4 separate regions of the Mus musculus genome follow, and all the other regions are linked to region 2. The links are chromatin loops, found by intact Hi-C in ENCODE. Cell type or tissue: heart. All regions are shown on one strand.

Region 1 (8,000 bases), 53 kb before region 2:
AGGACAGTTGGTCCCACTCTGCCCAGCTCTGGGTTCCCAGCACCTCCATCTCTGGTTGTGCAGTTTCCCATTGATCCTCACCACCTGCAGAGCTTTTGAAGCCCAGTCAATACCTGTGGCCGGAGAATGCAGTCGTGGTGCAGGTTGCCGCATCCCTTCCCAGTGCCGGCCTGCATCTGCTCGGTCCAGGCCCTCCCTGCCCCTGGGTGTTGCCAGCTTGAGTGTGAGGTCTATGCCCAGAGAAAGATTCAAGGCACTGAGAAGTGGTCAGTGGTGCTCTGTCGGTCACTTCCCCCAGAAGGTCTCGTACCCGTGGCATGCGGCTGTGCGAGGGCGTGGTCAGTCCTGAGTGGCATCTCAGAGCAGGTGGGCGGTGTGTGCACTTTTGTGATTGACTCAGGCTTCACCCTCTTCTCTCTCTCTTTCTCTCTCTCTCTCTCTCTCTCTCTCTCTCTCTCTCGTTCTCTCCAGGAACTTTTAGGTTGAAATACGCCCCTCCAGCAGAAAGTCTGGACTCCACGGACTGATCCTTTTTTTTTTTTTTTGGCAACAGAACATTTTATTAAGCCATGAAAAATCACATAGAGAACTGAAGTCAAGTTGCTGTGGCGCCATGGAGACCTAAGGAAACCACAGAGAGCTGAAGTCGAGTGGCTGTGGAGCTTAATGTTTTTAACCCAAAGGTGCTTTACTTAACTATACTGGAGAGAGTCTAGTGTGCAAGTTCGTCAAACTCGATTTCATTGCCAAATTCCTAGTCTTGGAGCTTGGTCCAAGGATTGCCTAGTGGACAGCGCTATGGCATATCGTGGCCGTCACACCATCGCTGCAGCGTGAAGACCTGTCTCCTGAAGCTCGGTGGTCCTTCTAGGCTCACGTAATTCCAGGGCAGCTATGCACGACCTGAGTCAAGACTGCAGGTCGGGGTTCTCTCAAGTCCCCCAGTCGGATCCGGGACCCCTTTCTGGGCTAGGAAGCGCCCGCTGGATTTTGCTGTTTCCTAAAGTAGGAGCCTCCTCTCTGGCTTCTTAAGGATTGCACTACCTGACACAGGCCTCTGCGGTCTGGGAGGCAGACTCTGCTGGGACCCGACAATGTAGGGGACTCCCATCGGTGGGCATTGGAGTTGGCACCAGCAGGCTGCTCCGCCAAATACACCCCGAAGTCGATTGCAGGGTGTTCTGTAGACACTTGGAGCAGTTCCAGGTTTTTAATATCTTTTTCTGTAAACAGATTTACACGATATAGTAAATAAGTCATAGCGCACTCTCGACAACTTCATCTGTAAGGGTCCAGGTCCCAGGGGTCCGTTACCGACCGAGGCTGGAGACCACCCCTCCCGCTGGAGGCTTTGAGCCTGCTCTCTCCAAACAAGAACCAACTCTTGAAGACTGGGGGATGACTCGGCTTTGTGGGTTGGCTGTGACTGACGCGCCTCATTCTTCCGGAAGCTGGCAAGCTGTTGTCTCAAATGGCTTCCCCAGGACCCCAGCCCCAGAGCTCACTGCTGATGGATTCAGACTTGACACAGACATCCAGCAGTAATGCAGACCTGTGATTCATGAACAAAAGACTGGAAACTGTCGGCTTCTTTTGTATTAGGCTATGTGTTGATTGTTAATTCCGTTAAAATTGCCTGGAAAACTTCAGTAGAGAGATGCAAGACTCCTCCTCGAAACCGCTCACCAGTTGCAGTCCAGACCGGGGTGGGGGTGGGTCCTCACTCCTCAGCATGGTGTAAACGTTCGACACACCACAGCGGAGGCATAAGGGACTTAAACCTCCCTCCGAGGTTAAAGGGAATTTTATGCTCAAATAACATTATAATGCTAAAGCCTTCGGTATTAGAAAATCGATGGTAATATTCTGCCAAGGATTTTCCAGCCTCCTCCTCATGGAGAAGAAAAATCATAGTCCTTAAACATTCTTCAGACGGGACAGTCACCCTCATACAGAATTAGTGTAAATCACAAAATGCCCCAGAACTGGAGGCGTTGTGATCTAAGGCTTCATCGTATTCTAAGATGGCTTTGTCTGTGGAGACCCACGGAAGGCGTGAGTGTTGTGGATTCTATGCAATGCAGGATCGGGAGACGGCTGTTCTGTCCATGGCACAGTATCACATCTGTTCTGAGGGGATGTGATGAGGCGTTAGGGGATGCTCTGTTGATCTCTCACTCAGAAACACTACAAACGTCAATACAAGAACTGACACAACTTTGCCTTAAAGAGCACCAGACTGGGATTGGTCGTATTGTGTTAATAAGGAAGACTTAGAGTGTTCACTGATGTTTACGATTTTAATATTTCTGAAGGCCATCACCGTGGCCTGGGTATGTGCTGAAAGCCAAACTTTTAAATTTTTTGGTTTTTTTAAACAAAGAAATATTTTAAATAAATCCTATTTCAACACAGAAGTTGTTGAAAACTGTCTCATAGCAAAAGAAAAAAAATCATATTTAAGTTTTCTGTTTTGTGGTCAGTATAGGGAATGGAAGTGTCTTACAGCTGTTGACCTGAAAGACAGCAGTCTTCTGTGGCAACACCCACGTTACCTTGTGGCGGTCAGTCGAGGGGAGCTCCAGCACCATCTCGGCTGTCCAGGCAGCAGAAGTCTGTGTCTGGAAGCTGCCGGCTGCCTTTGGAAGAGCTGTGTGGTGTGGCATTTCTGTGAAGCCGAGCGACCGGCCAGCGAGGATGAAAGGACCATGGCAGCCTAGAAGCACAGGTGGATGTTGGCAGGTGGGGCTCGCCCGCCCGAGAGCCTGGAGTCAGCCTGGCCAGCAGGCACTTCCTCAGCAGACGTCATTGTCACACACCTGACAGACCAGCCCTTTCCCGTCATTTCTCTAAAACTGCTCAGTCAGATGGCAGTGGTGCCCAAGTGGGCTGGCCCAGGACTCCCATCGTCAGATTCCAATCCTGTGTTAACATCTCAGGGTGCAGAGGGGGATTCAGATAGGAAGGCGGGCACAACGCTGGAACCAACAGCTCTGTGACCTTTTTGTTGTAGCAAAATAATCCTTTTTCTACTTTCCTTTGTCGTTTTTATTTCATGGTCAATAGTGAAAATTAGAAAGTGTTTTAATGCTGAGAACTCCTCTAACTGCTGCCGGGCAGGCACCGAGGGACAGGAGCGCTCACAATGGAGACGGTTGCTCTTGAGCTATGGTTGGGTGTCAGGAAACCAGTGGCATGATTATCTCCAAAGATGACAGCAGCTGGCCTCTCAGTACAGCACTCAGCAGTTTCCGTGTGGAACTCATGAGGCTTCCAGTCGTTTCTGCAGGTCAGCCTGGCTTGTACCACACGCCGTGCACGTGTGCCATGACAGTCCTGTGAGGACAGCCCGCTGGGATCGGGTCTCACCCGCCTCTCTCCGTCCCTGCTGTTTGGTCTGATGGGCTAGTTTTACATCCAGCTAATGGGTGACATTACTTGCCGAAGTCTTAAAAGGTTGCAGGGACTTGGGCTGTCTGTTGAACCTCATCCCAAGAACAGGCTTGGGGAACTTGAGTAGGGACAGCCATCCTCTCCAAAATGCAGGTGACTCCTATAGAGCAAATCGGGCGGCCCAAAAAACCATCAGTCCAGGGATGTGATTGCTGACCGACCCTTCCCAGGGTTTCACTGAGAATGTAGGCACCTGTAGTCAACACTTGGCAATATTTCAGAAACCACATACTGTACTGGCAGGCCCAGGCCGGCGCACTGCTCTGCCACAAGGGGGCAGTAACACAGCCTTCAGCACAGGTCCGTCCCGGAGCACACAGAGGTGTTGGTACCAAGACTGAAACCTTCACAGATTCTATTGGGCATATTTTCTTTTTAGGAATGAAGGACAATTCTCCCATTTTTGAGCCATTCTTTTGTCAATTCTACAAAATTGCATGTAACTTTATAAATATTTTTAAAAGATATAGTTTTGTAAATATTTAATATTCTGCTAATTTGATTTTGAATTGTAAATGTCAAGTATTCTGTTTTTGGGGTTTTTATGTTTTATTATACTTTGTTAAAAAGGACAAATTGTACATTTTTAGACTGTTTTTATGAGTAAATTTAATGTACGGAAAATAAAAATTAAAAAAAAAACTCAACATGTTCACCATTCTCAGATTTTTTGGGGGGGCGGGGGGTAAGACGGTTTCTCTGTATAGCCCTGGCTGTCCTGGAACTCACTTTGTAGACCAGGCTGGCCTCGATCGAACTCAGAAATCCGCCTGCCTCTGCCTCCCGAGTGCTGGGATTAAAGGCTAAAGGCATGCGCCACCACATAGGGCCATTCTCAGATCTTTTGTCATTCGTGGCTGTCAAGGTTCTCAGCTTTAAACATTGTTACATAGGACTCTAGGCTATCACTTGCCCTGCCCTTCCAGGATGAGGACCTGCTGACAACACTGCTGGACCCCAAAGGCGCCTGCCACCCAGAGTAGTGTCCAGGCTGCCCCGAGGAGACTGCAGCAGCTTTGCAGAGCCTGCCGTCTGCTCTAAGCTGAAGTTGGTTACAATGTCCTCCCAAGTGCCAGCAGCTATCCACATGAGTAAATCTTTTGGTGTGTTCCCATGGCACCAGAGGGCACCTGATAGCTGGCAGGTCAGTCAGAGATTGAGTTTAAAAGCAGGAGCTGGTGGCAAGGTATCGACCAAGGAAAGGAGGTTACCGCCCCTCCCCTCTCCTCTCCTCCCCAGCAAGAGCAGCCTGGGTATACTGCAGAGCCCAGTTCCCACGATGACAATGAGACATCACTCAGGACAGGTTCGTTGTGCCTTTATTAGTGCATCAGAGTGTACAGGTGTCCTATAATGGAGGCCGCCCGCCCTCTGAGCAGCATCTTTAAAGCAGTATTACAGGAATCCTTACTGATCGCACCATAGTTATAAAAACCAGGGACATAATGACGTATACAACCTACACAAGACAGAGCAGTGAGAATTTACAGTGTAAAATAACATTGAGGGTTAGCAAAGACAGCTGCATGCAGGGAAGGTGGGTGCCTGTGGGGAGCTAGGTGGGAGGTGGCTATGCTGGCTTCAGTCCATGACAGCAGGCAGCTCTGAGATCCTCAGACCACGAGTGAGTGAGTGACCAGGGATGGCCTGGTGTCACAGCGGGCCACATGCAGGAAGCAGAGGCTAGCTTTAGCTGAAGTGGCATGTCTATCAAAAGCATGTCTTCTGTTGCTGTTGTCCTCACAGCTGACATGTATGTACTGACATGAAATGGGGAAATCCCAACAGCTGTCAGAACCACCCTTACAGAGACAGTTACACACCAACAAAGAGCTGTGAGCCAAGTCTGGAGCATTGGACTTGCAGTCTACCACTTGACAACCACATCCTAAGGCCAGCGCTTGCTCTCCCTGAAGCAGGCATGGACCAGACAGAATTCAAACCAGGAGAGAAACAGCTCTCCAGTCGCTTAAGCTGGGTCAGCAACCCCTGGACAAGCGGAGACCTGGCCTCAGCAGAAGGGCGTATGGTAACATCTAGACAGCAGCGAGCTGCATGTCCCTGCACTGCTGAGTGAAAGGGTGTGGCTGGGGTCAAGACCAGGACCCGGCTTAGAGCTATATCCTACAACACCAGACCTGCTTAGGGCAAAGCCAGGGCCCTCTGGGGGCCTCTGCTAGGCAACCTGGGCCTTCAGAGGGGCTTCTCTGCTGAGTGGGAGCCCTTTTAGAGAAGGCAGCAGGTCCCAGGAAGAGACTGCCCCTGACACTGCTCTTCTGTTTTAAGTCCCTACTAGGGAGAAAAATGTCAAAATAACTTGATCTTTTTATTGGCAACTTAGGATGCAAAAAGTATTTTATTTTTAACTTCTAAAGTTTGAACACAAAATAGCCTAGTTTAGACGAGTTTCCAAGCTGAGTGCACTTGCATGGAGCTCAGTTTCTGGCTGATGAACAGTTCCTAATACCCTATGTGGGTGCCTACGTTCTCATCTGTGGGTGGTGAGCCGTCCAGCGTCCGCTGGTAACATCCCTTTTTGCCTTGGTAAGGGCTTAACAACCATTGGCTTTGTTGGAGTCTTACACAGCCATTGCTGTCCCGAATGTCTCCTGCGAGGCATAAACCATGTACAGGAAGCCGTCTTCATCTCTCTCACTCTCGTACACTTCGGAGATGGGAGTGGACACACTCACCATGCTGTGCCCATTCACCAGGAGGAAGAAGGCTTGGTTAGCATTGAGCTGCAAGCGCCGTCTGTGGAGAGAAGAGAGCAAGACTCACTGAGGTCTGCATACTGTGTACAGAACTTAGGGCCTCCAAAAGCCCACAGACCAGCAAAACCAAGCATGCCCACAGCCCACAGTGATGGCTGTGATCAGGGTCTGACATCCACAGCGTTCACAGCCTATATCTGATCACAGCCTTCCAGTTGCTGCAGCTGTGAGTTCACACCCTCTTAAACTCCCAGCTGTACAGTGTTCCAAACAGTTTGCGAGGCGGGGAGAAGCTCAGACTGGGGGCCCAGCAGCAACCCACCATGCCTAGCAAACTTTACAGAGTCATCACTCAGTAGGCATGACAACCCTTTGGTCCCTCTGGTGTGAGCACGTTCCCAGCTGACCTGAGGTCACAAAGCTGAGGCCGGGCACTGACTTACAGGGCATGAAAGCAGCAGGAAGGACCTGAGGCTGGCACTGAGGTGGTTAAAGGAGAAGCATCACTCAAGGAAACGGGGAAGGAGAGAGGTGGCCAGATACCTGATTATCTTGATGAGCTCGCTCATGTTCACGTGGTCAGGCACCAGGAACTTGGTCTTGTCCAGGACGGGCAGCTGCTTCTCCCCCTTGTATCGCTCTATAATCACCTGCAGAGAGAGGCCAACTCAGCAGCGCACACACTGCTCCCCATGCTGAGCCCAGCACATCATGCCTACTGCAGCCTTTCTTTGCTTGTCCATAGCACTCCCGTGACCAGTGCTCAGTCACAGCTTTGCCACTGTCCCTGGCAAAACTGTGGCAAGGCAACCAGGCACCTCTGTTGTCTGAACTGTGATAGGATTAAAGATGCATGCTGGGCTGGTGAGATGTCTCAGTGGGTAAGAGCACCCGACTGCTCTTCCGAAGGTCAGGAGTTCAAATCCCAGCAACCACATGGTGGCTCACAACCATCCGTAATGAGATCTGACTCCCTCTTCTGGAGTGTCTGAGGACAGCTACAGTGTACTTACATATAATAAATAAATCTTTAAAAAAAAAAGATGCCACACCCAACTACTGTTTCACACTGTGGCTGAGGGTGTCCCTAACTCTGTATTCTCTACCTACGTCAGCCTCCTATGCTAGAATTATAAACAGGAGCCTCACACCCAGCAACATATTCAGCCCAAGTTTTATGGACCAGATGGTTGTGAGCTACCATGTGGGTGCTGGGAATCAAACCCAGGTCCTGTGAGAGCAATAATAGCTCTAAGCCACTGAGCCTCTCTCTGGCCCCAAAATAATTGAGAAATATTAAAAGCAGCCTGGGTGCTAGAGAGATGGCTCAGCAGTTTAGAGCACTGACTGCTCTTTCAGAGGTTCAGAGTTCAGTTCCCAGCAACCACATGGTGACTCACAACCATCTGTAATGGGATCTGATCTGGTGTGTCTGAAGATGGCTACAATGTACTCATATATATAAAGTCAATAAATGTCTTTAAACATTAAAAACAATATATGTAAACTATACACACACACACATATGTGTGCCTGGTATGGTGGTAAATGCCTTTAATCCCAGCACTTGAAAGGCAGATCTGAGTTTGAGGCCAGCCTAGTCTACAAAGTGACTTTCAGGACAGCCAGGGCTACATAGTCAAACCCTACACCAACAAACAAATCTTAACCAAAATAAATGGTTAGGTATGTTAGGTATGGATATAAGGGCACATATTTACAATCCCAGTATCTGGAGGCTCAGGAAGTGAACTGCTTTGAATTCAAGACTAACCTGGATGGGTCCAGCTTCAAAATCAAACCAAACCAAAAAGTTGCTAGCACTGGTGGGCC
Region 2 (8,000 bases):
TCTGGGCTGTCAGCTCTGCACACTTCCTGTCCCTGCATGTCTACCTATAGAGTGGGTACTTGACAGTGGCTTCTGGCCAACTGCTGCGCCAGCCAGGCCTTCTTCACATCAAGCAATGAGGCACTCGCCTGCTAACCGCCTTCCTTCCCCAAGAACCTGGAGCTGAACACGCTGATCTGGCCATCTGGGGCACCTCCCCGGCTGCTGGCTGCCTCCCCCAGCCCTCAGCAGCTCTCTGCCAGGCTCGCTGTGAACAGTATACCGCCCAGGGTATAATTGTTCGTTCACCTTTCAGGACCTATGGGCATTAGAGCAGAGGGCCCATCCTGCTCAGCTGTCAGGACTTTGCGAACCTCAGGACACCTGCATCGCCTAGTGTGGGACTGTCTTCTCAAGACAGTGGGGCACAGAGGACATCAAGCGCCTGACCTGTACCAACCTCCGGCCCACATGACCCACTTTCCAAGAAGGGTTTCACTGTGGGTCGTGACACTGAAGGAACCTGCCGGGTGCTTTTCTGTGGTGGAGTCCTCTGTGTTTGCACAGAGACCAGCACAAAGTGCTAGCATGTGCGTTCTCAGCCCGTTTCTTGTGCTCACCGAGCCTGTTTGGAGCATGGGGTTTGTCTGGAGCACACACAGACACACACACAACACACACACACACACCTGGTTCTGGACAGAGGGTGGCTCTTAAAAGCTCTCAGGTCAGCTCCGCTTTGCCTAGGGTCAGGGAAGGACCCTGAAACAGTAGCTGCTGTGTACCTGGTGCCTGATATCACCTGTGTCACTCGCCTAGGATGTGTGGTTCTCCTTTCGGTTCTCAGTAAACCTGTTTTTGAAGCCTTGTTGTTGACTTGTTTCTCGGGTGTTCTTCAGGTGGAGATGGGAGCCTCAGGAGGGGTGGCTGGGACCGTGCATCTCACAGGCACACACAATACACACACACTCACCTAACATTTTATGTGTGTGTTTTGCTTGCACATGTGCATCATACACATATGCCCAGTGCCTGAAGAATTCAGAAGATGTGAAGATATCAGGTCCCCTGGCACTGGAGTTACAGATAACTTTGAGCTGCCACATGGGGACTGGGACCTGGATCTGTTTTGTAAGAGCAGCTGGGCTCTTAGCTGCAGAGCTAACCTCTCCAACTCCTATATGAGCTAAAGAGATCCTTTGGTTTTTCCACATAAGGATGAAGGATCAGGGTGATTTGTTAGAGCTTGTGTCCTTGTCCCCATCCAGTGCCCTTCCCCCCCCAGGGACAATGGCAGTGTGGTGGAGGGCAATAGTGCTGTTCTAGGACAGAAATGGGTACATGTTCAGTCAGGCATCCACAGCGAAGATGGCAGCTTTGAGAACTCAGATGTCTGTCTGGTCTCAGCAAAGCCCAGAGGGCCCCAGCCCAGCTACCTTGAGGGCATGGGCAGGCAGAGCAATGTTTATGAATCACTGTTGCACTATGGGATGCTGGAAGAGGTGCAGTATTATGTTTATGTAAAATATAAGAACAAAACAGCTCCATTTGGTCACTTCACACTTAAGCTTCTTGCTCTACAAGCATGGAAGTCTTGAGTTCAAAACTCCAACACCCAAGTGCCGGGAATGCCAGGATTGGGGAGGCAGAAACAGGAGGGTTGCTTCCTGGGGCCCTCTGACTAGTGAGTGGGCTCAACAAAATCACTAACTTAAGTAGTGTGGAGGGTCAGGAAGGTGCTCAGTGGATAAGGAGCTTGTGCAGCCAGGAGACCTGGGTTCTGGTTCCTAGAGTCCATATTAAAACAAAACCCAGATGCCATGGTTTGAGTCTGATCCAGGCATTCCATCTGATGGGTCTGATGTGAGGTGAAGACAGGAGAATCGGCCAGAAGCTCACATGTGCAGCGAGGGGAAGAACCCACTCAGCGAAGGTGGTGTCTGACTGACCGCAGGTTGGTTGTGACACATTTTTTAAAAAGATTTATTTATTTAATGTGAGTACACTGTAGCTGTCCTCAGACACTCTGGAAGAGGGCGTCAGATCTTGTTACAGATGGTTGTGAGCCATAATGTGGTTGCTGGAATTTGAACTCAGGACCTTCAGAAGAATAGTTTGTGCTCTTAACCGCTGAGCCATCTTACCAGCCCTGTGACACACATTTTTAAAATAGCCTTTAAAAAAAAATTTTTTTTTTTTTAAAAGTGGAGAGTGAAGCCGGGCGTGGTGGCACACGCCTTTAATCCCAGCACTCGGGAGGCAGAGGCAGGCAGGTTTCTGAGTTCGAGGCCAGCCCGGTCTACAGAGTGAGTTCCAGGACAGCCAGGGCTACACAGAGAAATTCTGTCTCGAAAAAAAAAAAAAAGTGGAGAGCAATTGAGGACACTCAGTGTCAACCTCAGGACTTCACAGATGTGTATAGCTATGCATACACAACACACACACACACAGATATGCAACCTATGAAACTTAAAAAGCATGCAGTTAACGCCCGCTCCTGCTTTGTGGCCACCATTGGGCTTCTGCCCTCCCCCAGGGTGGCACCCTGCTTCAGACATATCTGAGGTGCAGTGGCCTCCTGTCAGAATGAGAAATTGGGGTCCAGATGGGAAGGTGCGGTGCGACTAGTGATGGACTGGTATGTCTCCACACAGGTCTCTGAGACAGTTTCATTTTCACAGGGGTGGGGGTGACACCAGGCAGGTGCCTACCTCTGAGGTCCAGCTCCAGACCTGAAATACTTTAAAGCAAATATCAGGTGGTTTCGCCAGACTTTCCCTTTCCTTTCCAGCCTTTTCTCATCCTGTGGGAAACAGCAGCCAGCCAGCTGTGAGGGCAGGGGTGGATGCTTTCTGGAACTGAGATTACACATGGGGGAGCTGGCATTACAGATGGGGGCTCATGGAGGGGTCATGATCTGGCACTGATGTAGTCTACCTCCTACGTTAGCTCTCCCATCTACAGGCACCGTCTGTCAATCTGACCATTCCTTTTAAAGAGGTTGTGGTGTGACCTCTAGTGGGCGCTCCGGGTTACTGCAGTCCACAATACCTTAGCAAAGAGGACTCTTGTGGCTTCAAAGCCCACTGGGGCACAAGGCGGTGTGGGAACCTCTGGGGAAGCCGCTACACCGTGAGGGTCTTCTCCATCCTCTTCCACTGGGGAAGATCTCTTCCTTATCCTGCTTCACCTTGATCTGGAAAGGAAGGTGCAACATGTGGCTTAGCTGTCACCTCCTGCCTGGTAACCTGGTGTGTTTGTCGCAATCCTCCAAGTAGTGGGCTCTTAGAAGTTCCCTGGAAGGGGCTCTGGCCAGGGGAGAGGCCTCCATGCAGCCCCATCCTTAGTGCTAGAGACATTTAGAAAAAGATGAGTCTGTCCAAGCAAGTTTTGATTTTTGTTTTTTTTTTTGGTTTTTTGAGACAGGGTTTCTCTGTGTAGCCCTGGCTGTCCTGGAACTCACTCTATAGACCAGGCTGGCCTCGAACTCAGAAATCCGCCTGCCTCTGCCTCCCGAGTGCTGGGATCAAAGGTGTGCACCACTGTGCCCGGCTACCACTGCCTTTCAAGTTTGGCTGTGTGTAACCACTTCTGCCCCGGTAGAAATGGTTTTATTTACAGGCTGTACTGGGGACTGAACCCAGGACATTGCAGAGGCTGGGCAAGATGCTGGAGGTATTGTCTCCAGTGACTGCATGGGACTTTTTTTTCTTTTCTTTTCTTTTCTTTTCTTTTTTTTTTTTTTTTTTTGAGTTGAGGGACACTTAAGCCCCACAGTGGGGACAGAATGATGTCACCTTTCTCTAAACTGTTTGCGTCTGTGCAAACAGTAGGGAGCTCATTCCATTTCTCGACTTGCTTCCATTACTGCCCCTTTAAGGCTTTTTTCAACTGTTTCCATAGGGAATATACACTCACATACATCACACACACATCACACACTCATACACACACATCACACACTTATACACACATACATGTATCACACACATATCATACACGCATATCACACACACATCACACACACATATCACACATATTACACATCATATATACATCACACTCACACATCATATATACACATCACAATACTCATACACTTACACACACACACACACACGAGAGAGAGACCAAGTCTCTCTAACTAGATGAGTCTGGCTTGAAGCTCCTGCTCCTGTCACTTCAGACTCTCAGGTCTTGGAATCACAACGAGCTGGTCCCACCACACCTGCACATCCTACTCGAATCTAACAGTACACACTGTTAACTGTCTATGTGATTTATCCTGCAGACTTGGGCTTCTCACTTACAGCCGTCTGTCCCATGGCGGTCGTTTCCCTGCTGAGTCTATGTAACTGCCCGTGTCGGGGTTCCCCCGTCCCGCAGCACCTGTCAGTCACACTCCTGCACGGCTCACTGGCTGACTAGTATTCTGGGGGTGGGTGTACCTCAAGCTTCTCCTGCTATGAGATCTTGGGTTATTTGCAGTTGGGCATCCTGTGAATAGCTCTACACACCCTGGCATATCGTTTGTGTGGGTAGGGTCTTCAGAGTACAGCGAGGCACTGTGGGGGGGGGGGGGAGTCACAGCCTCCAGAACCTGCCCAGGGCTGGAGAGATGACTCACTGGTTATGAGCACTACCTGCTCTTGCAGAGGACTTGGGTTTTGTATCCAGAATCCATATGACAGCTCACAGCCATCTTATAACTCCAGTTCCAGGGGCTTCTGTGCCTTCTTCTGGCACTGTGGGTGCCGTGTGGATGTGCCACACTAACATATATTCAGGCAAACACACATACACAGAAATACTTCAACAACAACAAAAACCAACCCTGCTTCGATCTGACAGTGGCTGCACCATCTTGCTTTCCCTCCCGCACAGGAAGGAGCATGTCCTCGAAGCTCCTCACTGTCCCCGCCATCCCTCCTTACAGGCCACAGTGGTGCCCACCTCTTAATGGCCAGGGTGGCCTCTTTCTGTATGCACACTGGGATGGTGGCCATGTACGACGGGATGTTTGTTCAAGGTCTCTGCACTGTCCCTGTAGAAGATGCCAGTGGAGAAGTGTGGGAAGGAGAAAGGACACAAGGAGCCACCTGAGTAGGGAACACCTGGGCTGGAGACTGGGGAGGAGTCCACATGGGCTAGTGGCTGGCTGGAGCTAGGCATAGCCCTGCCGTTCTGCGGAGAATGGCTGGTGACAGGCAGAACATTTCGGGCTGAGGGGACAGGAGGCTTCATAGAGGGAGCACATGGCACCGTGGAGCAGCAAGGAGCACCGTCGGGGAAGGAGGCTGAGCTGTAGAGTTGGATGGAGTCTCTCGTGTGTGGCTCTTCAGCGTTATCTACTGCCCCAGGAGCCGTGATAAGGATTGTGGCTCCCTGAGCGTCACAGAAGCCCCCGAAGGGGCTGAGGATATACCTGGATTGCCTTGCTAAGAATGGCCTCCAGGTTGCTAAGATAGCTGCAGTGAGGCCTGCAGATATAGTTTCCTGGCTGTCTAGGTGTGGATGAGGAGCTAGAGAGGGTCAGATGTGGGGCAGAGCTGAGAGAACAGCTGGGGGTTGGGTCTGACTCCACTTGCCTGTGCCCCAGTGAGGCCATGATGCAGCCGATTGCTGCCTGGGGTGGGGGGGCACCAGTCTGTGGCTGATCTCTGGAGCTTGCTGCGTGGAGCTGCTGGATCACTCTGGACACCAGGTCTGGACAGCTGCTCCGGGCTCAACGAAGCATTCTCTGGAGTCCTGTGCTAGGTGGGCCTTTTGAAGACAACCACTCAGAAAGTTTCCACTGAGCCTTCCGCACCCGGAGCCCGGGAGACCTCGTTTCTGTCCACGCCTGCAGCTTCTGGGCCTATGCTGCCCTTCTGGAGCCAGGAGGGGGACAAGGGCTGCCTGAGAGGAATGGCTTGTCCCCGTCATCACTGTGGAGCCTCTGTTCCCAGCATTCCATAGTTCCATTGGAAGGCTGGCTTCCACGGAGTACCATGGTTGTGGGGGACACAGACGGTGCACAGGCAAGTAGGTGGCTGCCTCTCCCACACACTTCAAGGGAGCCCTAGGACCATGGGGAGCAGGCTGACAGGCGTCTGGGGAGTAGCAAGTTATTAGAACCCGTGTGGGCCTCTTCCCTTTCCCGCTCTGATGATAGTGAGGATGATGGTGGTGATGCTGTGTCCCACAGCACACTGGAGGGCAGAGTGAAGAAAGACCAGTCACAACCACTGAAAGAACTGGGACGTGTCACCACTGGAGACAGGGAACAAAGGGATGGCCATGATACCAGCGACCCCAGGAGGAAAAGGTAATGGCCAAGCTGGCTGAGCTGACAGAGTGTCAACCCCCGGGAAGCTCACAATACCACAGTAGGGCAAGACGCTAAGAGCCCTGTAGCAAGGGCACGAGACAAGACATGTAACTGACTCTAGTCGGAGGTGCTGGGGTGACCTTGTCTTAGAACCCTCCAACGTCCAGCCTGACAGACCTGGGAAGTGTCCGCAGGAGGAGGGAATATATGTAGTCTGGTCTATCCTGGAACCAGGCTGGCCTCCAACTCTAAGAGATCCACCTGCTTCTGCCTCTCTGAGTATTGGGACTAAAGGCATATACTGCCCCTGCCTGCCTGATTTTTATTTTATATAATTTTAAAAAGATTTATGTATATGAGTATACTGTCGATGTCTTCAGACCCACCAGAAGAGGGCGTCAGATCGCATGACAGATGGCTGTGAGCCACCAAGTGGTTGCTGGGAATTGAACTCAGGACGTCTGGAAGAGCAGGCAGTGCTCTTAACCCCTGAGCCATCTCTCCAGACCCTTATTTTTTCATCTTGTTTTATTTTATTTTATTTTTGCATTTTGAGTCAGGGTTCCTCAGTAGTCTAGGCTGGCCTGGAAGTCTTGACATCCGTCATGCTCTCAAATGGTCTTCAGGCTCCAGGCTCAGCCTCCTGAATAGCTGGGATCCTCTTTCCTGCAGCTTCGACACCTCAGCTGTGGGCTTGCTGTGCTTTCTAGAATGGCTATGGCAGCCATTCTTCTTTCTCTGTATCCACGGGTGTTTCTTTTTGCTGAGTTGTTTCTTGTTGTTTACTAGCAGGGGCCCGGCACCCCGCTGCACCAGCCGCTACCACAGTGCCTGCCCCAGCCCACCAGGTCTCTGGGCTGTTGCCAGCTGTGGACTGTCGGTCTGTGGCGCGAAGCCGAGGGACTGTGGGGGAGGGGAAGGACCCCTTTGGTGGGTGTTGACTGTCCGCGGGGTGCTGGGAAGAACTTGAGATCCTCTAGGGGCAGACCCCCAAGACAGGAATCCAAAGTCGTCACAGGGACTCAGGAAACAGATGAGAAGGTCGGCCAAGGGGCGGACCCCAGAGTCATGGGGTGGTTTTAGGGATGTGCTCTGGAGTGGTTGCCATGGCAGCACGGAGGCAGGGGCAGGTATCCACACCCCCCATCCTCTGCTAAGGGCAGCCCCTGGAGGGAGCCAAAGTCTGTTCCCTTCACCAGTCCAGGTGGCAGCTTTGTTCCCTCGGTATTTAACTTTGGCAGTTCTATGTAAATTGTGGATTTTAACCCCTGCCTGAAGTATGACTGGATTTTCTCCCGTAACAGCTGTGGGCTGTTTCGGAACAGGCAGTTGAGATGTAAGGGAGTACTCGCCTTCCACTATGTGGGTCCCGGGATCGAACTCAGGTTGTCAGGCTTGGCAGCAGGAGCACTCTCCTGCTAAGCCATCTCACGGGTCCCAAACGCTAAGTCTGGTCTGACCAAAGCCCTGGATGGCAACATTTCTTTTAAGTTACAATTCATGCACGTCTGACCGGCGCGCACATGCGAAGCCCAGGTTCTCCAAGCTGTCACCGTATTTGATAACAAACGGCTTTGAGTAGAGGTGTGTCTCTGATGGTATCTGGGATGCACAGAGTGAATGTATCTGACAGGCTGTGAAGTTCTGGTCCACCAAGCTGTTACTCTACTTGATAACACATGGCTTTGGGGATCCCTGGTGGTATCTGCGA
Region 3 (8,000 bases), 290 kb before region 2:
CCCCAGGAACTCTCTTACCTGGCGAGCAGTGGTTGGGGCCGGGATCTGCATAACAGCTTGTTTTCTGGCTTCTGTGAGCCACCGTTGTCCATCTTTCAAGACATATCCTAGGTAGGTCACTTCTATCTGGCATAACTGAGCCTTTTTAGCAGAGGCCCGATACCCCAGCTTACCTAACTCGCCCAGGAGGTTTTGGGTCTCAATTTCACAGTCCTCGCGTGTTTCTGCAGCTAGGAGCAGATTATCTACATATTGCAGAAGAGTCACCTGTGGGTTATTGGCTCGGAAAAGAGCAAGATCTCGGTGTAGGGCTTCATCGAACAAAGTGGGCGAGTTCTTGAATCCCTGAGGCAGCCTCGTCCATGTGAGCTGTCCGGCTTGTCCACTCTCGGAGTCTCGCCATTCGAAAGCGAACAAGGGCTGGCTGTTGGGGTGTAACCTCAAACAGAAAAAAGCATCTTTGAGATCCAGGACTGTGTACCATGTCCGACCAGGTGGCAAGGTGCTGAGGAGGTTATAAGGATTTGGCACCGTGGGGTGTATGTCCTGAACTCTCTTGTTGACTTCTCTAAGGTCCTGTACTGGACGGAAGTCCCTGGTCCCTGGTTTTTTTACTGGAAGTAGAGGAGTGTTCCAAGGGGATTTGCATGGGACCAAAATCCCTTGTTGGAGCAGTTTGTTAATTTGGGGGCGTATACCCTCTTGAGCTTCTCTGCTCATGGGATATTGTCGGACCCCTATAGGGGTGGCCCCGGACTTAAGTTCAATCACCACGGGGGGGACCAGTTTTGCCATCTCCACTCCTCCCGTCTCTGCCCACGCCTGGGGGTATCGATTCAACCAGTCCTGTAATCCCTCAGGGGGCTTTACTTTATTTTGGTAAAGTCGATATTCCTCCCCTAGTTGTAAAGACAGCTCTAGAGTCTGGGGCGCTTTTATTCCCCAGAAAACCTCCGGTCGATGAGAGGTGAAAGTTATTTGTGCTTTTAACTTGGTTAGTAAGTCTCTCTCCAATAAAGGCATAGGACACTCTGGAATGACTAGAAACGAATGAGTTACTCGATTTCGCCCTATGTCTACTACTCGGGATGTGGTCCATGGATACGATTTTTGTCCCGTGGCCCCGATCACCAAGGTTTTTTTATTTTTCTTTACTTTTCCTAGAGGTGTTTTGAGTACTGAAAATTCGGCTCCCGTGTCAACTAGAAAGTCCACAGGGGTCCCCTCCACTTTTAAAGTTACCCTAGGCTCGGGGAGGGGGGCCGAGCCCCGTTCCCCCTAGTCTTCATCTTCTCTAAGAGAAAGCACCTTTACCTTTTGTTTTTTTTTCGGACAGTCGCTCTTCCAGTGGCCCATTTCCTTGCAATACGCGCATTGGTTCCTCTCCAGGCGCTGCCCGCCTTCTCTGGGTCTCCTTGGTCCCTGCTGCCTTTTGTCTCCCAGGTTCCCTGACTGTCTACCTCTTCTTCCATTATCTCTTTCTCCTACTGCGGCCAGGATCCTAGTCAAAACCTTTTCTTGCCTCCTGTCTCTCCTATCCTCCTCTTCTCTTTTCTCTCTTTTCTCTCTCTCTAACTTTTTATCTTCTGTTTCTCTCCTATGATACACTTTCTCTGCCTCTCTAACTACATCCCTTATGGTGTAATCCTGCAAGCCCTCAATTCGCTGTAACTTCTTCCTAATGTCAGGAGCTGACTGGCCAATGAAGGCCATAATTACTGAGGCCCTTTGACCCTCAGACGTGGGGTCGAATGGGGTATATCTCCTATAAGCCTCCATGAGCCTTTCAAGGAAGACTGAGGGGGGCTCAGTCGCTCCCTGCATAACCTCTCTTACCTTGGCCAGATTCGTGGGCTGCCGGGCAGCACCTCTGAGACCCGCCACTAGGACCCGGCGATAATTGGACAGTCGTTCCCTACCTGATGCCGTATTATAATCCCATCGGGGCCGGGTTAGCGGAAATCCTTCATCTATCTCAGCTGGAGTTTGGACAGGGCGCCCAGCCTCGTCTCGGACATTTTTCCGAGCCTCGAGGAGAATCCTCTCTCTCTCCTCGGTTGTGAATAGAGTCTGCAGAAGCTGCTGGCAGTCATCCCAGGTCGGCTGGTGTGAATACATTAATGATTCAACCAACCCAGTGAGTCCTGCAGGGTTTTCTGAAAAAGGGGGGTGATGAGCTTTCCAGTTGTAAAGGTCAGAAGAGGAAAAAGGCCAATACTGTAGGGGCTGTAGACTATTTGGATCGGCAGGGGGAGCCCCAATAGCCCTGAGGGGGAGCGCCACAGTTGAATCCGCAGGCCCCTCAGGGGTGACTCCTCGCCGGCTCCTTGTTCCTGTGGAGGGACCCCCTCCTCCGGCCGGGGCCTGAGGCAGGGGTCCCGAGGGAGCTGAAGGTTGGGGCTGGGGAGCATAAGGTGGGGGTTGAGGGGTATCGGGCCACTCAGGGGGTTCTTCAATCTCTGAATAGATCTTGGGGGGTTTCGTCACTGGTGTGCTGCGATCATCATCTCTCCCGAGCGGTGGTTTCGGTTTCTCTTTCTCACCATTTTCTTGGATGGCTAGAATCTTGGTGCCAGGGCGGAGAGGCGGGAGGAATGGGCGAACCCACGGGGGTGGGTAGCGTGCCAAGTCCTCCCATACCATGATGTACGGTTGTTGGTCTGGATGCGACCCTGGTCCTTCCTGAAAAACAATGGCCTTCACAGCCCTTATGGTGGGTAAGTAAAAAGTTCCTTCTGCTGGCCAACCTACTCCAAAAACAGGCCATTCTGAGGAACAGAAAGTCATCCATGGCTTTTTCTTCACTTTTACTGACAAATTTTGTCCTCTAGCCCTAACGTCCGTCCAATGGTCCTTAGTCAAAGATAAAGGAGTAGACACGGTCTGTCCCATAGTGAAGAATAAGAGTAAACACAACACAATGACAGAGACGGAAAACACTAAGACATCCAAGCACACTCGTCTGCGTCTGGACTTACACAACCAGCCAAACGCTACCTCTGATGGAGTGGGATTCCGCTCCACTCCTCTGGCAGGAAGAGCACTCACTCTTCTTCACTCTGCCAGACAACAGCCAGGTCCTCCTGACTGTTCCGTACCCTGGGCACTCCAGGGTCTCCCTCGGAATGTCTTCCAAGGGTGCAGCCTGTGGGGAAATAGACCGTCGTCTTCCCACAGCCACTAGGGTCCTTACGGTCCGCAGTGGCAGCTGCCAGAATACAGAATACCAGAACTGGTAACACAGGTGGGGCTCAAACCCACAATCTCAGAACTGAAAAACTAAGACACAAATTCAGCAGTGCCACACTTAGACACTTAGACAACAGACAACATAACAAGACTCACACAAACAAACGCACCTCCAAGGGGTCCTTCGGGGTTCCTGGGTGTCACGCAGATCTCGGTGGGACCTCCAAATGAAAGAACTCAGTGGGGAAACCCCCACTCAGCTCCCGATTCGGCGTGCACCCAAGAATCACGAATAGAACACAACACCTTGATGTAACAACAAGAGGTTTTTTAATGGCGGAGCTCCGGGTCGAAACGTATCTCACACAACAGGAGACAGTGGATTCGACCACGAGGCTTGGAAGCTAGGGGGTTTTATAGAAAAGGAGTGGGGCTGGGGGAGGAATTGGCGCGGTTTCACATGATTGGTCCATTTAAACATCAGCAGCCTGTAACATTTAACTTAGGTCAGAGGGGTGGGAGCTAGGGAGGCGATGGGCTTGCCCGGGCATGTCCTGGTCTGTTCTGCTATGTTCTCAGCCCCAGGTTTCAAAGCTCAGAAACAACTCTTTGGGCTATTTAACATACATTACATGAATTACAGTTTTATTTCCTTTCACAATCACATTGGTTGTTTGTGGTGAAGGTGGTTAGCAGTCAGCATCCTCTTCAAGTCCTTTGTTGTTAATGGACTTTCCTTTCTCCTCTGAACTTCAAGTTGAAGACAGCAGAGGGCGCCCTGCCACGGATATAAAAGGGAGTCTAAAATTGACGCGTTACATTTAAGTCAATCTATTAAATTTTCAAAGATGTGAATTTTACTAAAATAGAACCCGGTACTTAATCTTTTCACTATTTTAGGATTCTGACCTCACTCTATCTGCTCTGTTCCCTTTCCTTCCTGGTAATGAACATTTCAACCTCCCGTGAATCACTGTGACATGTACCATCAAGAGCTTTTCCAATTTAGCTTCGAGATTCTTTCAGATAATGAAAGCATTAGTCCCTGCAATTTCCAGATCTTTCTAAGTCTTCCACAAAGAATATGGTCTCCCTTTCACAGGCCTGAAGAGGGAATGCTGGTGTATATGTGTGTGTGTGTGTGTGTGTGTGTGTGTAAGTGGACTGATGTGATGTTCTTTGAAGGCCTGTTCCACTTTAAGTGTGGTGCTCAGAGGTTACCTAATATTTTCAGAACAATGAGGAGGATAAGAGATGTTTTAGGTTAGAGCTTGTTAGAAACAGCGGTTCACCTGAGCAGTGGGCAGAGCAGCCTGTTGCTACAGTGCAGAAGGGGTCTGGAGGCTCAGCTCCAGTGGCTGGCTATCTCTGATCCGGTAACTATTTTCCCCCTCTAGCATTACACATGATCTGCAAGCAGTCTTGGAGATCAGCAGAGCCTTCATTTGGTTCCTCTCTTCTCTCCCCTCCTCTTTTTCCTTTTGTAGAACTTTTGGAGAATTCTCTCCTCCAGGCATGATATTTCTGTCTCTATCTTGAAATCAGAGCTGTTTTGGCTGGGCAGTGTGGCTCATGCCTTTAGTCACAGCACTTGGGAGGTCACTGAATATCTGAGTTCAAGGCTAGCCTAGTCTAAAGAGAGGGTTTCAGAACAGCCAGGGATACACAGAAAAACCTGTCGTAAAAAAACAAAAACAAAAACAAACAACAGCCAAAAAAGAAAATAGGGGAGGGAGGAAATAAATCAAAGCAGTTTTATTCTGTGTCTTTCCTAGTAATGAAAATTTTAACCTCTGGTGAATCACTGTGACCTGTATTAAGAGCTTCCCAATTTAGCTTTGAGATTCTTTCAGATAATAAAAGCATTAATCCCTGCAACTTCCAGATCTTTCTAAATCTTCCGCAGAGGATATACTTTCCCTTTCAGCCCTGAAGAAGGAACAGTGCTATATATTGCGAACAGTGGAGAATGTTAATAGCCTCTTACAACATTGGGTCTTTTCATTTTCTCCTGCAGAAGGAAGGGGCGACCACAGACTCTCACTAGAGACTCCAACCGCTCCTCGCTCAGCCGCCTCAGCTGCCAGGAGCTTAGTGCCAGGCTGTACAGGAGGTGGGAGGTGGCTTGGGTACCAGTGATACAATGTTTATAAATTCCTCATCCACCCATGCTAGGTGAGACGTTTATGAGACGTGGCTGCCTTCGAGTCACCTGTGCTCCTGTAAATCAAAACAAACAACTCAGTACTTCAACAAGCTACTGAGTCCAAGCTACTGGACTTGGAATAATTTCTTTGGTCTTTTAGATCTCTCTCTCTCTCTCTCTCTCTCTCTCTTGTATCTATCTATGTATCTATCTATGTATCTATCTATGTATCTATCTATCTATCTATATTTTTTTATGATAGAGGGTTTTCTCTGTGTGGCCTTGGCTGTCCTGAAACTCTCTTTATAGATCAGGCTGGCCTTGAATTCATAGAGATCCAACTATCTCTGCTTCCTGAGTGCCAGGATTCAAGGCTGTGCTATCACTGCCCAGCTGTTTTTTGGTTTGTGTGTGTGTGTGTGTTTGTATAAAATATATTTTAATCAGATTCTTTCCCCTCACCAAACTCCACCTTGATACCCTACCACCACAAACACAAACAGCGGCTTTTGGATGGTAAAAATACCCCCTGATTGGCTTTTCCTTTGGGAGTGAGATAGGGCTGTTAAGGGATGCACACCTGGGATAACTCTACAGATAGGTTCTAGCTGAGATGAGCTTTCTGAAGACAATTTCAATTTCATCTTTGAAAAGTATGGAATGAAGTTGGGCAGTGGCACACACCTTTAATCCCATCACTCGGAAGGCAGAGGCAGGCAGATCTCTGTGAGTTCGAGGCCAGCCTGCTTTACAGAGTGAGTTCCAGGGCAGCCAAAGCTACAGAGAGAAACCTTGTCTCCAAAAAGACATAAGAAAAATGATGGAACGCATCATGCATTTGCGTGCTATTCTTTCGCAGGGGCCATGCTAACAATCCCTGTATCATTCCAATGTTAGCATATCTGCTGCCAACGCGAGCACATTTCTTTTATCTGTTGACGTCCTGTTTGGGGTGAAAAGTTGATTCTGTGTATCTCTTCAGGAAAAAAAAAAAAAAAAAGAAAGAAAAGAAAGAAAGAAAGAAACCACACAACACCATTGTTTTCCTCAAAAGCAAGTTTTCTTCTTAAGAACTAGGTTTATGGAAAAACCTGGAACTGAATTGGGAGCTCCCGCCTCCTCAGAGCGTCAATGATTAGTGGTTGGCCCGATCCAAGGCAGTTTCTTTAAAGGCTGTGCTTTGGCAGCGTTCCCACCGAGAAAGAAGATTAGTTCCTCGTCTATGTGTTCCCTTTGCCAGTATTTTGCTTGCCCTTGTCCTTATTTTGCGCCATTCCTTGATTACAGCTCAAAGACGACACCCTCTAGGCAATGCACTCTGCTCTTTCAAAACCGCGGGTCCCTCTTCCACTGTACCATTTAGGTCAAACCCGGGAGCATATTTTCCTATTACGTATCTGCCAGACCGTAAATCAAGCACCGTCGGGAGTACAGATACCCATCACCAGCCCGGGTCTCCCAATGGAGGGACATGCTGGTCCAGTGAAGCATCGCCAGCAGAAGGGCAAAGGCACTGCGGGAGGGCCTGACAGGTCCTGGCACATTTTACATGGGATAGGGAAAGAGGGCTGCCTTAATTCATGTCAGGAATCCCTAAGTACGTGGAAATTCCTCTGTGGGATGAGGCGGTCAGCATCCCACATGCTCGCGTCTCGTTTAGAGTCACGCAGCTTGCTGGTGTGCCAGCGGAGCGGCTCCCTACTCACGCGGCCCGAGACGGACCCAAAGTACTGGTGGGATCGGCTGCTCCACGGAACACCAGAGCAAAGGACAGGAAGTGAGCCTCCTATAGCGCGCCGCTCGTTTCCGGCCCGGCAGAACATCATCATTCATTTGCCTCCGGTTGTCTCCCGGGCGCCGCTTCCGAATCGGCGCGATGGGCAAGAAGGGAAAGAAGGAGAAGAAGGGCCGCGGCGCGGAGAAGACGGCCGCCAAGATGGAGAAGAAGGTGTCCAAGCGCTCGCGGAAGGAGGAGGTGAGCGGGGCCCGGAGCGGCGTGCGATCGCGGGCGGGAGACCCGGAGGCGGGGTTGCGCCCGGTGTCCCTGGGTGGCTTCGGGCCTGCGCCGAGCCCGGTGCCCCCGGGCCTCTCCTCTCTCGGGTCCCTTTGCAGTCCCGAAACTCCTCGTTTATCCGGTCGCCCTCTCTTCCATGGAAGACCAGATCTGTCCTGTTCGGTTCCGCGTGCTTACCTTTCTGTGGGCAGAGTAAAGCAACGTGGTGGGGCTTAGTAGAGGAGAAGTGAAGCTGGGTGATTCCTGCTTGGTCCAGGTCTGCGTTCCGGGAGTAAAGCCGTAACGGTCCTGCGCCTGTCCCCACTCCCCAGCCCCCAGCCCTAAAAGGAGAGCAGATTTTCTTCCAGCAGCCTCAGGGAGTGAGCCACGAGTAGGAATTTGGGGGTTGTGTCTGTTGGTTTTCGAGACAGGGTTTCTCTGTCCTGGAAGTCACTCTGTTGACCAGGCTGGTCTTGAACTGAGAGAACTCCCGCTGCTTCTACCTCCCGAGTGGAGTGCTGGAATTAAAGGCGTGCCACCATCAGCAGGATTTAGTAACCAGACAAGTCACTGAAACTGCGGTGTTTCAGGACATTTGGTTGTGACCTTCACTCATATTCTTATAGGCATTGATTATCCCAGGACCTACAGGTGGATCTGTGCGGAAGTTCA
Region 4 (8,000 bases), 140 kb before region 2:
GGACCTGAAAACCTCCTGCAGGTCATGCCTTCAGAGTGTTGGTACAATAGTGACTACGGCAGCCTTACGCTGGGCTGACCTGCACACAGTGAGTCCCACTGTCCTGATGAGGCAGCAGGCTTGAGACCTGTCACTGTCTGTGGTTTTAGCCTGGGGTCTTCCCAGCGGTGGAAGCCTTTAGGGGCAGCTAAAGCAGGGAAGGTGAGGGACCTGAGAAGCCTTAGGTGACAGCCAGCCACAGAACCAGGCTCGCCAGCCTGCAGCTGCAGGAAGTGAGCTCTGCCGGCAGCCCTGGTAAACTGGAAAGCAGATGCTCTGACAGCCAAGTCTCCATGAACAGCAGACCCTGTACAAGCTGAGCTGGACCCTAAGAGGCACTGAGGTGATGGTTGTGTGTTGCTCTGGGTGGTTGCATTTGTGGGTACATTAGCAGCACACCTACCCCCCCCCCCAGCTCCTAGCGCATGAGCAAATGTCCTGTGGCTTTCTCCCTTACACACCCATCTACTCACAAGCACAGAGGGCATGCAGATGCCAGAGGCTGTGGGTTTCCCTTCACTGAGAGGATCCCTGCCTTCTAACATGACATTCGTGAGTCTTCTGCTTCTAGCCACTCTTGTTAGCAGGGTGTGATATGATTGTGGGGGGCGACCGCCTGTCTTCTTTTCTGAGGCTGGGTCACTGGTTCGCACAAACTGGATTGAATCTGAAAATTAACCCCCAGCTTCCTGGCCGGTTGTCTAAGGAATCTTGTGGGGTGAGGAGGCAGATCTGGGTTCTCCAGTCAGGCAGCAGGTCCTGCTCTTGTGGTGACTGCTGGGGGGTGGGGCGGGTCTTAGAGGTGAGCAGCCTGCCTGAGACCTCTGCCTCCTGTAGGCAGGTTTCCTTGCCATCAGAGACACACACTCTGAAGAACTGAGAAGCGACTTCTGGGGAAGTCGCCTTGCTGGGACCTCTGACAGCTTTAGCAGAGGGGAGGTTTTCCATGACTTAAGCTGGGGGAGGGGTTACTGTCTTTTCTGTCCTCAAATGGGGGATGGGAGAAGGTTAGTGGGTGAGGCAGATCATGCGGAGGGAGATGGGGAGGCTCTTTAATGAAGCAGAGAGCAGTTAGCAGCCATCTTGGTCCAACATACTGGTCTCATCCGGGTTTGCATGATCTCCTGTCCTTCCTGTTTGAGCAGCAGTTGCAGCTGCATGGGGCTTTGCTGACATGATAGTGCTTCACTGTCCCCATCAAGACACGATGACTGTGAATTTGCCTCTTCCCTCCCCCCTCCCCAGCCCCTCCCCCCCCAGACAGGGCCTCACTGTGTAGCCCTTGCTGGCCTGAAACTCACTATGTAGGCTGGGCTAGACTGACAGAGATCTACCTGCTTCTGCCTTCTGATTACAGGCGTGAGCCACCGCGCCTGGCTGAATTAGCCCCTTGTGTTTCCTGTGCTAAATTAGCCTAATTCAGTTCTAGACAGCTTCATGAATAGATTTAAACAAAGTCCAGCAGCTAACAGGTCCTTAATGCTGGAAGGTGGGGGTGGAGGGGTTCCACCCCAGGTCTCTCTGATGGTAACTATGAGCCCAGGCCTCCTGGGTAGAAATCTACCATCATCAAGGCCTCCACCAGTCCCTGGGAGCCTGGGGCTCCTCATAGCCCTGTTGCCATGGCAACAGCAGACAATGGTTTCTGTGGAGTTCGGTTCTAAAAATAATTTCTAGATCGGTCAGGGTGAGGTGGGCTCTGCTGGCAGGTTCTAATGCCACAACAGGGAAGGGGAAATGAGATCCTAGCCTGGGAGATTGGCTCAGGCTCTGCCCTGGCCGGCTGGGCCTTTTTATCCTGAAGCAGCTAGAGTTGGCTTTCAGGGATGCAGCTGGCAGATCAGAAGAGGCCGCCTGGAGCGCTGTGAGGGTGCACCAGCTCAACCTGGAGGCTGAATAAAATGCTGACCAGGTATTCTACAGGCCTCCTAAGGAGGACCTTTCTGTGGCTCAGCACAAGCTCCAGATGTCATAGGGCAACTGCAGAATCAGTTCGAGAGAGAGATGGGCAGAGCAGTCTAGTGCTCGGGATCTGAGAGGTGGGCAGAGCCCATCCCGTGCCCCTGAGAGGTGGGCAGAGCCGCTCCGTGCCTGGGTTCTGAGCGCGCAGGGAGGAAGCAGCTCAGAGAAAAGATGGAAAAAAGGTCTCTGGGTAGAGAACTTGCTCAACATGCACAACGTCCTGTGTTCCATCCCCAGCACCATACGGATGTGGGATGTGGTGGCACACCCTGCATCCTAGCACTGCGGGGGCGGGGGGCGGGGAGGGGGGGAAGGCCACAAGTTGAAGGTCATCCTCTAATAGACAGTTTGACCCCATCTAATAAATAAATAAATAAATAAATAAATAAATAAATAAAAAAGGCAAGAGATTAGAGAGGCGGCTCAGTGGTTAAGAGCACTAACTGTTCTTCCAAATGACCTGGGCTCAATTTGCAGCACCCACATGGTAATTCACAAATATCAGTAACTCCAATTCCAGGGGATCCAATGACCTCTTTTGGGCTCTGTGGGCACCAGGCATGAGTGTGGCACACAGATGTACATTCAGACAAAGCACACACACACACACACACACACACACACACACACACAAAGGCAAGCCCTGTGTTTTCCTCAGATACTTAGGGGAGGCCAATCACTGCTGGTCTTTACAGCTTGGTCTCTGCTTTGACAGCTGAGTGTAGCTACATGAGCCCTGACCTCTGAGAAGGTCAAATGTCAAGTGTCATAAGCGACTCATAACTGATCGCTGAGGAAGTCTCCATCCTCTCAAGGCTTTGTGTTTGTGTGTGTGTGTGTGTCTGTGTGTGTGTGTGTGTGTCTGTGTGTGTGTGTGTGTGTGTGTCTGTGTATGTGTGTGTGTCTGTCTTGAGAAGGGATTCTGACACTGCTGCTGTCACTTGGTTGTGAGCTTGGTGACAGCGCCCTTGTTAGCCCAAGCAGTCTGAAGACCCAGAAGGCAGAGATGACCTTGATGTGGGTGGGAGTGTACATGGCTGGCGGATCCCAGAGACTCCTGAGTTTTCCCTCAAGTTTTTCTTTTCCAAATAGCAGGAACATTTTCTTAAAATGGCAACAGTGGATTCGTGGAGATGTCTCAGTGAGCAATGGCCCTTGCTGCACCAGCGCAATGACCTGGGTTCCATCCCCAGATTCCACGGTAGAAGAGAGCTCTCATCAGTGGTCCTCTGACCTCTGAATGAAAAGAAGAAACAGAAAAGGAAGGACACGACCATCCCCAGGTGTGCTGGGGGAGAAAGTTTATTGTTGATAAAAGGGAGAACATAGCCAGAGGCAGGAACATCTGGGAGAGGCCAGAGTGGATGTGACCCTAAAGCATGTGAGGAGAGGGGGGAGGGGAAGGAAGAGAGAAGAGCCAGAGACCAGGAGGCCAGGAGAATCATCATACATAAAAGGCCCGGATAACCAAAATGGTTGGATTATACAGGGAAGGGCAGCCCAGCTCCTGGGCTGGAGAGTTTAGTGTAATGGTATAACAGGAAGGGACTGAGGGATGCTGGGAGAATCTGGCAGCCAGGTCCACTTTGATGTGTTATAGGCACCTCAGCCATTTGTCATTGATTTTGAGGCCTTATCATGCACACATACACAAAGATGATTTGTAAGTTTAAAAAAAAAAAAATCAGCTGTGGTCGCCCACACCTGCAATCCCAGGACTTGGATGAGTAGAAGCAGAAGGATCAGGAATTCAAGCCTTCAGCTAGGTAAGGAGCTTGCGGCCAGTCTGGGCTACATGAAACTCTGTTACAAGAGAAACAAACAGCAGCAGCAGCAGCAGCAACAACAACAAAAAGCACAACAGAAACAAAGAAACAAAACCTTCCCACACCTGGGGGTTAGGAGGCAGCCAGGCTGAAGAAGCCTAGGCTAGACCCACAAGCTAGAACCATGGACAAGGTGATAGATGGATATGCAGGTCCAAACTTGGAATTAGGATGCACAAGGGTCAGATGAGGCCACGAGGTAGGGCCCTCAGCGTGAGGTTAGTGCCCTTGTAACAGAGGGCACCAGGGGGCGCTCTCTGTCTCCTTCTCGTCATCTGGACCTTAAGTGAAGGTGACAATGGACATACCAGGAAGGACCCTTACCAGCCTAGTCATGCTACCCCTGAGGCAGGTTGATAACTCCAGGCTGGGAAGCTGGGCTGGCTAACCTTACTGAGGCTGGTTGGGCCATAGGTCATCTCCAAATGACCACTGAGGCCAGGGTGACAATGCACTATGACAGGTCACCTCTGTGGGAAGAGGAAGAGAGTGGGTGAGCTGGGGGCTCAGGAGAGCAAGCCCTATTGTCCCTCCATCTACACAGAGGCTCTAACCTCCTCCCCTATCAAGAGCTCCAATCTGGGTTTCCTTCACCACAGTCTGGGTGGGCCTTGACAGTGACAGAGGTGGCGCTATGTGGCATCGCAGGATTGGTCATAGGAGGGGATGTCCCAGCCACCACGGATGAAGTGGTTTGTTCGGCAGTAATCACTAGCAGAAATGGGGGATGAGAAAGGGGAGGAGAGGCCGCTCTGTCAGAGCCTCTCTTTCTGGAAGTGAGAAAGGATGAGAGACAGGGGGATCACTGTTACTGTGACCCTGCTGTGCCAGAGCCAGAGCAGGGCCCGGCCATCCGAGGGGGTGGGGGGTGTCTCTGCCCTGTAAACATGAAGGACCCAAACTCAACCTCAGGAGATGCTGAGAGAGAAGCTAAGGGACTGGAACAGGTGAGGCCATGAAGGGCTTTCCAGACTCTTTACCCAGGTAGACAGCGCCTAGGGCCCCATTCCTGCACCAGTGCTGGCTTTTCCTAGATATCACTCTGGAGATGTGGCTCTGAGAGACACTCTGCTTTTGTTTTATCACGTGAGATTGTGTGTGTGTGTGTGTGTGTGTCCGCACATGTGCGTATGCGTGCATGCATTCAAAGTATTGGTAACTGTCGTCCTGAAAGCTTACTGCCTCAGCCTGCTCTCAGTCTGCTAACCTAGGCCTAGTCCTGGAAGCGTCTAGCCTCTGTATAATTTAGTGTAGGCCTAGAATGTTTCCAGCCTCTGAGATGCTGAGTAAGTTCACCCTTTCTAGTTCTTTCTGAGTGCTGCCTGGCTGGCTCAACTCAGCTGTTCTGGTTCAAACTCTTCTCCAAGCTGACTGATTCTCTTTTCCCTCAGCCCTTCCTCAGTTGCTCTACTTCACCTCAAAATAAGTTTAGCAATCTGTTCTAATCTTCTGGCTCCTTCTCATTTTCTGGCTCCTGCTGTCTTCACCTGTGTCTAGCTTGTTCTCTCTCTCTGCATCCTGTCTTTGTACAACTGTCTCAGTAAAACTGCCTCCTCCTCCTCCTCCTCCTCTTTCTCTTCCTCCTTCTCTCCCCCCCTTTTCTCTCTCTCTCTGCCTCTTTTCCTCTTTGTTCTCCTGTGAGTTGGACATATCCTATCTCTGACTCATTCTATAAATCTTTCTCCGAGTCGTCACTTTGTCTGCCACTCAGTCAGACATCACTTTCAAACATGGCTGCTCCCCTCTACGCAAACCCCAAACCTTCATTGTTTGGGATTACAGGTGAGTACTAAAGCTGTGTCTGTATTCCAGTCACACTGAGCCACACCAGGACGAGAAACTGCTTTTTCAGCAAATAATACAATCTTCAGGGTACACAGTGTGATCAAATATCCTGCAACACGTGTGCATATGTGAGCACATATGAGTGTGTGTGCCTGTGTGCACACGTGTGTGCATGCACATGCATGTGTGCATATGTGTGTGTGCACTTTCATGTGTGTGTGTGTGAACATGCATGTGCCTGAGTGCATGCATGTAAAGGCCAGATGTCAAGGTTGGATGTGTTTCTCAGACTTTCCCCGCCTTGTTTTGTGAGACTGATTTGGCTAGGCTGGGCAGTCGGAGAACCCTGGAAATTCTCCTGTCTCCACCACCACAGAGTGGTTCTGGGAATCTGATCTCCCACTCATGCTGGCACAGCAAGTCTGTTGCCAGCTGAGTCAGCTCTGGGTCCCTTCTGGCCAGTGGTTTTGCTGGGCAACCCTGTCTTCCCACAAGAATGGTGATTCTTGTCAGATTCTTGTTTCAAGGGACTCTGGCCCCAGGGGATAAATTGAGAATGGCCCTGCTCTTCTAGATCCTGGGAGCAGTCATCTCTGGCTAAACTGTTGTTAGGAGCACACCTGTGAGCTGTGTGGGCTCCTGGCTTCCTTGTGGGAAGACTTGAAACTCCCAGTCCATTCCGCTACTGGTTTTCTGACCTCTCGGGCTTGCTTTCTTTAGGAGTGGGTTTGGGCAGATTCCACGTGTGGTTTCCCCACTCCCCTGCCTCCGTCTGCTGAGGCACATTCCTGCCATCACCCTCTCCATCTGCTTACCTCGGTGCCTCCCTCAATTCCCTTGGAATCCCTCTCCTGTTTCTCTCTCCTCACATGAGTTTCTGGGTCTTGACTCTCAGAGCTACAAATGACAGATGGTTGGGCCAAAACCAGTCTGGACATATAACTGCATGCTTGCCTTGCGTGCAGGAAGCCATGGGTTCCGTCCCCAGCACTCAACCAGGACGTGATGATATAAGGCTGGGCTCTAACAGAAGCACTTAGGAGGTGGCAGCAGAGGGTTCAAAGTTCAAGGTCATCCTCAATTGTACCTGGGCTTGAGGATAGTATGGGCTTCCATGAAACTTGCCTCAAAACAGACAACAACAAATAAAACCCAGCAATAACAACGACGACAACTGGGGGCTGGAGAGACGGCTTAGCTGTTCAGAGGACGGAGAGCAATTACAGAGGGCCAGAGTTTCAGGATCCATAGTAGGTGGCTGAGACTGCCTGGAACTCTAAGTCCAGGGGCATCTCATGCCCTTGACCTTGACAAGAATCTGTATTCAGGTGCACACACCCATGTGTAGACCCACAAATATACACACACATAATTAACAAGTGAAAATTAGTCACCAGGTATGGTGATGCATACACAAACTCTATCTATCTATCTATCTATCTATCTATCTATCTATCTTCTATCTATACACACACACATACACACACACACACACACACACACACACACACACACACCTTCCTATACCAGCTGTACTGGCTGTTTTTCTGTGTCAACTTGACATAAGCTGAAGTTATCACAGAGAAAGGAGCTTCAGGTGAGGAAATGCCTCCACAAGATCCAGCTGTAAGGCATTTTCTCAATTAGTGATCAAGGGTGGGAGGGATCCCTGGGCTGGTGGTCTTGGGTTCTATAAGAAAGCAGACCGAGCAAGCCATGAGGAGCAAGCCAGTAAGTAACATCCCTCCATGGCCTCTGCATCAGCTCCTGCCTCCAGGTTCCTGCCCTGTGTGAGTCCCAGTCCTGACTTCCTTTGGTGATGAACAGCCATGTGGAAGTGTAAGCCGAATAAACCCTTTCTTTCCCCAACTTGCTTCTTGGTCATGATGTTTTGTGCAGGAATAGAAACCCTGACTAAGACAGCAGAAGAGAATCTTTACTGGATTGCAAAAGCAGCTGAGCAGATACAGGCTGTCCCTGGTCAGAATGGGCTCACTAGGACACTGATCCCACCAGAAGCCCACATGCTTCCTCCACATGGTGGCATAATGGCTGCTGCAGTGCTGGCGTGCGTGCGTGTGTGTGTGTGTGTGTGTGTGTGTGTATGTGTGTGTGTGTGTGTGTGTGTATACACATGGCGATGTCCAAGAACATGGGTGCCTCTTTGTCTGCATCCCTTCCAGTAGGAAGGAAGTTTCGCCCAACACTCCTCACTCTCAGGTTCTATGGGGAGGGAGGGCTCAGCAAGCACGCAGCTCTCAGGTTTTGGATGAGGAAGCCAGCCTGGCCCGAAGAAGTGTGGCAGAGCCTGGGACAGCAAGCTGAGCGTGGCTTAACCTGAATTGTCCTGCCTGACGCTCTCCTGGGCTCTGGGCAGCTTGACAGAAA

The links. Hi-C counts contacts between places; a loop is a spot of excess contacts. Peaks named below come from ENCODE experiments on the same cell type or tissue, not always from the same donor. Only the 100,000 strongest peaks of a DNase experiment are listed, where the experiment ranks them.
Region 1: it touches region 2 in a loop (6-fold over the local background); 32 of 42 quality-filtered maps call a loop at or near these places.
Region 3: a loop joins it to region 2, with 7 times the contacts of the local background. A loop is called at or near these places in 3 of 42 quality-filtered maps.
Region 4: a loop joins it to region 2, with 7 times the contacts of the local background. A loop is called at or near these places in 20 of 42 quality-filtered maps.

Annotation. Positions count from the first base shown.
Region 1 is chr8:121,594,803-121,602,802 of GRCm38, reverse strand. Map1lc3b (microtubule-associated protein 1 light chain 3 beta) reads right to left here. Exons shown (of 4, transcript NM_026160.5): 3 at 6,711-6,817; 4 at 4,043-6,207. The coding sequence ends at 6,033. Zcchc14 (zinc finger, CCHC domain containing 14) reads left to right here. Exons shown (of 13, transcript NM_080855.2): 13 at 472-4,100. The coding sequence ends at 527. Among named protein-coding and RNA genes, the nearest start is that of Map1lc3b, 8.4 kb to the right of the region's middle. In heart, no CTCF peak of the experiment used is centred here; DNase peaks (open chromatin) are centred at 192, 2,772, 3,692 and 4,434.
Region 2 is chr8:121,542,290-121,550,289 of GRCm38, reverse strand. 1700018B08Rik (RIKEN cDNA 1700018B08 gene) reads left to right here and starts at 5,962. Exons shown (of 9, transcript NM_001382232.1): 1 at 5,962-5,999; 2 at 6,134-6,286. The coding sequence starts at 6,253. It overlaps Fbxo31 (F-box protein 31), which reads left to right. Exons shown (of 9, transcript NM_133765.4): 9 at 1-847. It overlaps 1700030M09Rik (RIKEN cDNA 1700030M09 gene), which reads right to left and starts at 5,902. Exons shown (of 3, transcript NR_045903.1): 1 at 5,568-5,902; 2 at 4,933-5,023; 3 at 2,638-3,175. In heart, a CTCF peak has its summit at 3,007; a DNase peak (open chromatin) is centred at 2,989; H3K27me3 peaks cover 2,088 bases.
Region 3 is chr8:121,828,692-121,836,691 of GRCm38, reverse strand. Klhdc4 (kelch domain containing 4) reads left to right here and starts at 7,123. Exons shown (of 12, transcript NM_145605.2): 1 at 7,123-7,310. The coding sequence starts at 7,212. It overlaps Gm42048, which reads right to left and starts at 2,701. Exons shown (of 4, transcript XM_030243893.1): 1 at 1-2,701. The coding sequence starts at 2,643. The coding sequence ends at 1,279. It overlaps Gm24283 (a small nuclear RNA gene), which reads right to left and starts at 6,256; the gene lies at 6,150-6,256. In heart, a CTCF peak has its summit at 3,968 (motif pointing right); DNase peaks (open chromatin) are centred at 3,951, 6,861 and 7,021; H3K4me3 peaks cover 1,759 bases; H3K27ac peaks cover 2,223 bases.
Region 4 is chr8:121,681,703-121,689,702 of GRCm38, reverse strand. No RefSeq gene overlaps it. Among named protein-coding and RNA genes, the nearest start is that of Zcchc14, 34 kb to the right of the region's middle. In heart, no CTCF peak of the experiment used is centred here; a DNase peak (open chromatin) is centred at 4,112; H3K27ac peaks cover 535 bases.